2 separate regions of the Homo sapiens genome follow, and region 2 is linked to region 1. Evidence: chromatin contacts called from ENCODE Hi-C or POLR2A ChIA-PET data. All regions are on one chromosome and are shown on one strand. The core of a region is the stretch at or near the end of the contact, and the rest is flanking DNA. Distances in the headings are between cores, read along the strand shown. Region 1 overlaps ALDH5A1 (aldehyde dehydrogenase 5 family member A1). Region 2 holds the start of H4C2 (H4 clustered histone 2).

Region 1 (4,541 bases), core at 858-3,357:
TGAGAATCACTTGAACCCGGGAGGCGAAGGTTGCAGTGAGCCAAGATTGTGCCACTGCACTCCAGACTGGGTGACAGAGCAGACTCTGTTTCAAAAAAAAGGTCTGTTGGTTGAATAAAGTAATATCTGACCATCCTCTGGGGATATTTTGGACAGTTCTTTGTGGCACGACATAGGTTCCTGCTTGACAAAACCAAAGAAATTGGGGCAGCGAGGGTCCCATTATTTTTGCATTATTTGTTGTATATGAAGTGGGTGAAAGTTCTCCACTGTATTTTTTTCAATTCTGGAATGCATCTTTCTTTCAATAATCTAGAGTTAGAGATTCCAGAAACACACAATTAATGTTGAAATGGATGTTTTTGAATTGAACAAAAATGTGTTTAGTCTAAAAGTACTTAGAGAAATGGAAAGGTCTTTTTCTTTGAGTTTTTTTTCCCTTAAATGATGAAATGTTCTTTGCTAAAAACTTAATGTGTATGCCTGTAAGTAGATGTTTATTTATCCTTTTAAATGTCCAAAAGAGGGCCGGGCGCGGTGGCTCACACCTGTAATCCCAACACTTTGGGAGGCCGAGGCAGGCGGATCACAAGGTCAGGAGATCAAGACCATCCTGGCTAACACGGTGAAACCCCAACTCTACTAAAAATACAAAAAATTAGCTGGGCGTGGTGGCGGGCGCCTGTAGTCCCACCTACTTAGGAGGCTGAGGCAGGAGAATGGTGTGAACCCAGGAGGCGGAGCTTGCAGTGAGGTGAGCCGAGATCACACCACTGCACTCCAGCCTGGGCGACAGAGTGAGACTCTGTCTCAAAAAAAAAAAAAAAAAAATTAAAAATTAAAAAAAATAAATAATAAAAAAATGTCCAAAAGAGAAAAAATCAAGGTGGAACAAAATTTTTGTTTATGGTGTTTCTCTTCAGATGGTGTGCTTTTTTCTACTAGTTTATATCTAGATATACACATATATGTATCTGTACTCACATTGTTCATGTCCATAAACACATAACAGATAAAATATATAAATCTGCCCAGGCGTGGTGGCTCACACCTGTAATCCTCACACTTTGAGAGGCCAAGGCAGGAGGATCACTTGAGCCCAACCTAGACAACCTGGTGAAACCCTGTCTCTACAAAAAAAAAAATTAGCTGGGCTTAGTGGCACACACATGTAGTCCCAGCTACTTGGGAGGGTGAGGTGAGAGGATCACCTGAGCCTGGGAGGTTGAGGCTGCAGTGAGTTGTGATCATGTCACTGCACTCTAGCCTGGGCAATAGGTGTGAGACCCTGCCTCAAAAAATAATAAAAATAAAAAAGTCTAATTTCAAAGATTTTGTGCATCTATGGTCATTTTAGAAACCATGAGAAGCAGGAGGGAATAATTTAACTTTTTTTTTTTGAGACAGTTGCCCTGTTGCCCAGGCTGGAGTGCAGTGGCGTGATCTTGGCTAACTGTAACCTCTGCTTCCTGGGTTCAAGTGATTCTCGTGCTCAGATTCTTGAGTAGCTAGGATTACAGGCATGTGCCACTACGCCTGGCTAATTTTTGTATTTTCTGTAGAGATGGGGTTTCGCCATGTTGGCCAGGCTGATCCGGAACTCCTGGCCTCAAGTGATCCTCCCTCCTTGGCCTCCCAAAGTGCTGGGATTATAGGTGTGAGCCAGCGTGCCCAGCTGGAATAATGTACTTTTAATGTCTCCCAACCATAATCACTTTTGTCATGCTATAAACTCATACTCAGGGAGTAGTGCTGTGGAATCCTACCATTCATTCATAATAGAAATAGGAATTTTTAGATCCATAAACTGCTATGCCCCTGATCAGTGGGTCTTACAATGCAAACTTATCCGCAGAAAGATTCAAATGTTACTACGAAGTAGTTAGAAAGAAAGAGGGAAGCCTGGGAGAAAGCGTTGTAAATCCTTCTCATTCAAGCCAGAGAAATTTCCAGGATACTGGGCGAAGGGCAGCAACTCAGTTTTCTCAGCAAACTATCCTCATCTAACAGGGCTCCAGGAAAATATCAGCCATGACCCTGCCAAGTCCAGCTTTGCTCCTCTTGACCCAGGACAGTGATGCACCTCTAGTGACTGAACAGGAAATGTGACAAGTATAGCTGAAGGGATAACTGATGCATAACTAAGCAAGCACCTCTGCTGAGCTGGTCTTCAGAGATTAGGGGCTGAGCTTCTGGTCCTGGGGTGGAGAACCTTGCCTCATAACTGAGGCATACACAGCGAGCCTGTTCTAGGCATGCCTGCCCTGCCCTTGCCACTTTCTAGGGGGGCCACCCCTCCCAGGACCCCGCTGAGAGGACAGCAGCCATGTTGTAAAGCATATGATACCTCATCTCTTCCTCTGTTCAGAAAACTGAATCATGAGTGGTCATTGACTTGAGCGAAACAGAAATTGTGGGCTGGCCAGTGACCTAGGACAAGTAGCCTGGCATAGAAGGGTGGGCTAGGTCAGGGCCTTTTCCTCTAGGAATTCCCCTCTCCTTCACTAGAGAAGAGAGAGAGCTGTTTTGCTTTCTGTTTCTTTCTCTTTCTTTTGCCTATTAAACTTCTGCTCCTAAACTCAAAAAAAGAAAAAGAAAGAAAGGTAGGCTGGGCCAATCACATGCTGTCTTTGGAAGCTGAGGCCCTGAGGAGGTCAGCCCATGGGAACTGGAGCTGGGAAAAGATTCATTAAGACATGACAGGAGTTTACACTATACCCAGTGGCCAGGGCAAGCCGCCTTCCTGGAGAAGCAGAGACTGAGTGGGGAGAGGACACTGTCAGAGGACACAGAGCCAGTGCAGGTGGAGGGACAGACACCAGAGACAGGACCTGTGCTCAAGGCCAGGTGGAGGCAAAATGGAGTGACCCAACAGTGAGAATCATTTTTGCACTGAAGCAAATCCAGGAAAAGTCAATGACGTTTCTTAAAAATTTTTAAATAAAAACATAAAAAAAGTTTAAATAGTTATGTTGCGTCCGATAAAGAAATATGTTTAGTCTTAAAACTTGAACTACTTTGTTGAACAGTAATGTTTCAGAGAAGATTGTTACTACCATTTGATTGCTGGAATATTAACATACAGACACATACACAGTACCCACACAGGCCTAGCTTTCCAGCCATTCTGTGTTTTTACCAAGAACCGTGTCACAAAACTCATGACCTCAGAATGTACAACACTTGGGGGGCAATCCTAGAGCCACCTTGGGCTTGCGAACACCGTCTGTTTCACTCGAACTATCTCAAGTGTGGTCCCATCTTTCCTGCAGCCATGACTAGACAAAGACCTACTATCCTTAATAAAGCATTTAAACATCCCTAAGCAGCTTCTTAGGCTATGAAATCTCTTACTGGATATTTAAACTATAATAGCTATAGGTACCAAAAGCCTTATGATTATACATTGAGCTAGCAATTCTACATGTTCATCCTGACAGAATCATCACAGTGTTTTTGTCTTTTGTTTTGTTTTGTTTTTGAGATGGAGTCTCGCTCTGTAGCCCAGGCTGGAGTGCAGTGGCGCGATCCACAGCGTTTTTTTAATGGCAAGGATGGAAACAACCTAAATGTCCAACAGATGGGGCCTGAATAAATAAATTACAGAAGAGCCATGCAGTGGAATACTATGCAAGCATCTAAAGGAATGTTCTAGGCCGGGCACAGTGGCTCACACCTGTAATCCCAGCACTTTGGGAGGCTGAGGCAGACAGATCACTTGAGGTCAGGAGTTCAAGACCAGCCTGGCCAACATGACGAAACCCCATCTCTACTAAAAATACAAAAATTAGCCAGGTGTGGTGGCACATGTCTGTAATGCCAGCTACTCAAGAGGCTGAGGCTGAAGAATTGCTTGAACCCAGAAGGTGGAGGTTGCAGTAACTGGAGATTGCGCCACTGCACTACAGCCTGGGCAACAGAGCGAGACTCCATCTCAATAATAATAATAAATAAAGTTCTAGAAACATATGTGCTGACACAAGAGGATCTTCACATTAGAGTGTTACATTAAAGGAGCAAGATATAAAGGGTTATGAAAATTTTAAGATAGACGTCCCAAATATGTGATTCATTGGGAAGATAAAGCAGGTTACGAAACGGTATAATTATATAATTATACCATCCTGTTTTTTTTTTTTTAAATGTACATGTACCTGAATCTGCATGGCTACATTCTAAATGGATGTACTTTAAAATGTTATCAGTGTAAGCTGTGGGTTGTGGGATTCTAGGTGATTTTATTTTCTTATCTCTATGATTTTTAAGCCCATCATATAATTGTTTTGAATAGATAAACACTTACTTATATGGTTGAAAAATTAAGACAGTATTAATGTTTACCATGACAAGTCTCACCCTACCCCAACCCTGACTCACTCCCTCTTTCTATAAATAATGACTTTTAGTGTCTTGTCATCCCAGTGTTTATTTTACTAATTTATTTATTTATTTAATTTTTGAAATGGAGTCTCCCTATGCTGCCCAGGCTGGTCTGGAACCCCTGGCCTCAAGTAATCCTCCCACTTCAGCCTCTTAAGGTG
Region 2 (4,481 bases), core at 429-2,928, 1.5 Mb after region 1:
ACTGAGCCAGAGTACACCAGAGTATGTAGTGGAGTACAGCTTTCTCATTCTTTAGTAGGGCTGTGTAGAGAAATACTCTATTTTATGGATGTATAGATCACTCTAGTCCTTTCTGATGAAAACTTTACAGTTGCCACTCATTTACTATTACAAACAATGCTGCACTACATTATGTTTCAGTTTTTAGCCATCTCATCTGGTCTCAGCATTTATTTATCTGCTGATGACTCACACATTTTTATCTCCAGCTCAGACCTCTCACCCGAACTCACTTATTCAACTGCCTATTCACTATATCCTCCTGTCAGGAGAAGCTTGTTAGCAAAGTAACCAGAAAACAAAGTTGATTTTTTTTGCTGAAGTAGCCATCAATATATTTGTTACTAAATCAAAGATGCTGAATATTTGGCTGACTTCTAAAAATCTGGTCACCTAACTTTGACACTTCCTAGGTCGTACAGTTTGAAACTTTCACAATTAAATCAGTTTTGGAATTTACAATTTAAGGCAGGAATAGAAGACTATTGGGTTGACAGGTACAGTGAAGATGCAAGTCATCTGAGAATCTTACATCAGAGGGGGCTTCCATCTTATAGCTGCTGCCACGGACCTCGGAGTCAGAAGAAATTTGAGTCCTTATTTATAAAACAGACTCCCTTAGTCTACTAAGTGGGAATTTACGAACTGCGTAGGCAGCCTGCTTAGGGGAGCCTCCAGCCTGAGGACTGAAAATAGCAAAGCAGCTTTAACCGCCAGTCCTACTCCAGAGAAGGGGGAGGTGACGTCACTCAGCAGGACGCCAAGCTCAACTAGAAATGGAAGTAAAGGCTTCTGGCGCTACCGGCAGGGGGCGGTTAAGGACGGCAGGTGTTACCAGGGAAGCTAAAAGTACAGCTTTTGCTGACGTTAAGTCAGATACGCCTGGGAAAACAGACCTGACACCCATTTTAATCCACCTACTCAGTTCCAGGCAGCTAGCATCTTAGGCTCTCGTACAAATAACGCACAACTCGTTTTTAAAACTAAAAAGCTGAGCTACTCATTTATCGGACTCGCGCTGCACGTTAAGTTGCTTGACATGTCAAAACTATAGCATTGAAGTTTATAGCTCACTTATCTCGGAGACCTCGTTTACTTAGCTGATTTCTGCTTTAGCAGCCACTCAGACCAAACAACCTGGTCTCTCCCAACTGGTTTATAATAGTTCTACATACTAGGCAGAATAGCCGAGTAAAGCCATTGAGATGTTACCATCCGAAAGAATACAATCACAGCTCTTTCTGAGAGGGAGTGGGCGGCCCTGAAAAGGGCCATTGGAAGAAAACTGACGAAAAGATTAACCGCCGAAGCCGTACAGAGTGCGTCCTTGACGCTTGAGCGCGTAAACCACATCCATGGCAGTGACAGTCTTGCGCTTGGCGTGCTCCGTGTAGGTCACGGCGTCCCGGATCACGTTCTCCAGAAACACCTTGAGAACGCCACGAGTCTCCTCATAAATCAAACCGGAAATTCGCTTAACCCCACCACGCCTAGCAAGGCGCCGAATGGCCGGTTTGGTGATGCCTTGGATGTTATCCCGCAGCACTTTTCGGTGACGCTTGGCACCTCCCTTACCCAAACCTTTACCGCCTTTGCCGCGACCAGACATGTCTAACCAGCTGACAACAAAAACCAGGTACGCGAAAAGAAAGCAAGCCACGAGCATTTATACACGAACATCGGACCTTATTGAGAACTGAAAGCGGGAGCGAGGATAAGGAGGCGTTGCTGCCTCACTTTTTGCTCCGCCCCTCGAGGGGCAGTGACCTAAGGACTGCGAGGGAGAACACAATAGTTTCACTTTTTAATCCCTTTAGTTTTTCCCTCCCGTTTACGACACTACTATTTGAATCTGAATTTATACCCTCGACTGAGAATTTTAATAAGGGCTTATATTAAGGGCTTTCACTAATATGCCGGAGTGGTAAACTTTTTAAGTCTTTCAAGTGCTTGAAGACATATTGACTATTCAAAGGTACTTAAAAGAGCAGGCGTGAAAAGATCACTCTGGCCTTATGTTTTCTTGAAAGCTGACCTGTTTCTTAGAAGCAGTAGGTGAAATTCTCATATGAAAGATGTTCTCACTGTAGTTTAAAAAAAGCAACATTCTTCTCAAGGATAGGAGGCTGAGGCCAAGAGAATTCTGTACAAACCTTGCACTAGCCCTTGCTGGGCGCTTCTCTACACAGTTATATATTCTAGCCTAAATCCCTTTGCTTTAGCGCATTTTTACATTTTACTAATTGTCCAATTCATTATATAAGTAGCTAACTGCTTTTTTTGGGCTTTCATTACCTTATGAGAGCACCTGTGTCACGTAAAACCTGTGTTAAATAAATGCATATACCTTTCTCCTGTTAATCCATTTTACATTAATTTAATTTGCTGGTCCAGCCAGAGCCCTAAGAGGATGGGAGTGGAGTTTTGCTATCCTTCACACTGTACTGTCTCATTCAGAAGAGGGTGATAGCTCATTGCAACCGTGCCTTCATCTGTAAATCGGGTTATGATGATACTCAGGGGACTTTTAATTAGCTAATGTGAACGAGGCATGAGAAGAGACTGTGGAAAAGAAATAAATATTACATAATATGGTTTAATTTTAGATGTTACTACTTAAAAAAATCTGCTCAGAGTTGGGATATTGTCCTGAACTCTCATTTTCGTGTTTTTACTCCCAACACTATATTGCTAGCAGCAACTATGTATGTATTAGTAAGGATTGTTTTTTTAAAATCACAGCCTGTAATAACGTACAAGGTGTTGACAGATTCCGTTTAGCTTTTCATATGTGACATGTTAAAATTGTCCGAAAATATTCCTTTGTTCTCTTTTCCAAGGTGCAATACAATAGCAGCATTCGTGCTTTCCTATAGCCAAGTCTGGAGTGTAGTTCAACTCTCCATACACGCTTCTCACTGTTGTTTTAAATTTCCTGAAAACATTCTTAAATCACTTCTATTGGAAAAACTGCAAGGGCTACTGCTAAATTTTTAAGTCTGAAAAATGCACCCCAAACTTGACTTCTTTCTCTGAGAATCTTAGCCATCTCACCCAAATCTAACAAACCAAAACTGATTTTAGACTTCAACAGCATTAGCTGTAAACTTCAGCCTGCAGCATAACATCACTTTGTTGTGACTGGGCAGGAAAAACCCTGTTAAACTGTTTCAGGCGCGTCCGTGTGAAGAGACCATCAAACAGGGTTTGTGTGAGCAACAAGGCTGTTTATTCTACCTGGGTGCAGGCGGGCTGAGTCCGAAAAGAGTCAGCGAAGGGAGATGGGGTGGGTCCGTTTTATAAGATTTGGGTAGATAGTGGAAAATTACAGTCAAAGGGGGTTGTTCTCTGGCTGGCAGGGGTGGGGGTCACAAGGTGCTCAGTGGGGGAGCTTTTGAGTCAGGATGAGCCAGGAGAAGGAATTTCACAAGGTAATGTCATCAGTTAAGGCAGGAACAGGGCATTTTCACTTCTTTTGTGTTTCTTCAGTTACTTCAGGCCATCTAGAGGCATACGTGCAGTTCACAGGGGATATGATGGCTTAGCTTCGGCTCAGAGGCCTGACAAACTGAACAACTGGGAACAAACAACATTTAATGCACACAATCTCTATCTTGTAGGGAGGCAAAATTTTACCTCTACTCTGTTAGGGTCTCCAGCTGGACCTGATAATTCATTTGCCATAAAACAGATTAGCAGAATGAAAGCATACAAATGTATTTAATGTAAATTTTATGGGACAGGAGAACCCTCATAAAAAAGTGAAGCCCCAAAGAAATGGCAAAAGCTAAATGCTTTCACATTAAGTTAAAGAGAGGCAATTGTGGGAAAGTAAACCATATGAGGAGATTAAAGGAATATATGATTATTTTAACAAGGTTTGTTTGTGTATAGAAGTCTCTCGGCTATGACTCCCTGCTGTGTTTGTGCAGAATTATCTCATCTATGCCTCTGGGCTGAAGAATATGTCTTTTCACCTGGTACAAGCAGAGCATTTTTCACATTGGAACTTTTATCTCCTGTTTTCAGAAAGAAAAGTTTAGAAGAATTCCCTTCTTGAATGCTGTTTTTGAAGTGCCTTTAGCTCAAAAGAATCCTGATCCCACAGTGGTCTATTTTTGGATGGTATATTCTGCAAACAACACCCCCTTTTTGTCTCCAATCTCTCCTTAATTACTCCTCTAATACAAAACAATAGATTCTTAATATAATATTAAAATGTTTGCACTACTCACAAATACAAAATGCTCAATAAATTTTCTTTCACAAATGAGAATTTCATCCATTCGTTAATTTTTAAATATCAACTGTCAATGAAGAGTTACAGCAGAATCCTTGTTCTGTTGAGGAGGGGGCAAAGAATGTAAGTGAGGGAGTGGAAAATAGCTGGACTGAGCTACCACCCCCTGTCCATCTGATCCTCAGACAGTAATGTAACTTTA

What was found. A loop is a pair of places that touch in the nucleus more often than their neighbours do. ChIA-PET counts read pairs that join two places held with the same protein, here RNA polymerase II (POLR2A).
Region 2: a loop to region 1 is called in a map of OCI-LY7, with 6 times the contacts of the local background. The contact joins the promoter of H4C2 here to the enhancer-like site in region 1. A Hi-C loop is called at or near these places in 1 of 168 maps with a recorded cell type or tissue (OCI-LY7). POLR2A ChIA-PET finds 5 or more read pairs at or near these places in 1 of 52 experiments (OCI-LY7).

Annotation. Positions count from the first base shown.
Region 1 is chr6:24,515,629-24,520,169 of GRCh38, forward strand. All of the region lies in intron 5 of ALDH5A1 (aldehyde dehydrogenase 5 family member A1), which reads left to right. Among named protein-coding and RNA genes, the nearest start is that of ALDH5A1, 23 kb to the left of the region's middle. RefSeq lists enhancers at 1,849-1,898, 2,409-2,608. Within about 2 kb of position 2,108, at least 3 of the 41 ENCODE cell types and tissues checked have a DNase peak (open chromatin) inside an H3K27ac peak, as active enhancers do; they include OCI-LY7, where a contact is called at or near this core.
Region 2 is chr6:26,025,605-26,030,085 of GRCh38, forward strand. H4C2 (H4 clustered histone 2) reads right to left here and starts at 1,679. Exons shown (of 1, transcript NM_003544.3): 1 at 1,292-1,679. The coding sequence starts at 1,648. The coding sequence ends at 1,337. RefSeq lists enhancers at 1,292-1,341, 1,372-1,431, 1,452-1,771, 1,748-2,333, 2,334-2,918 and 2 more.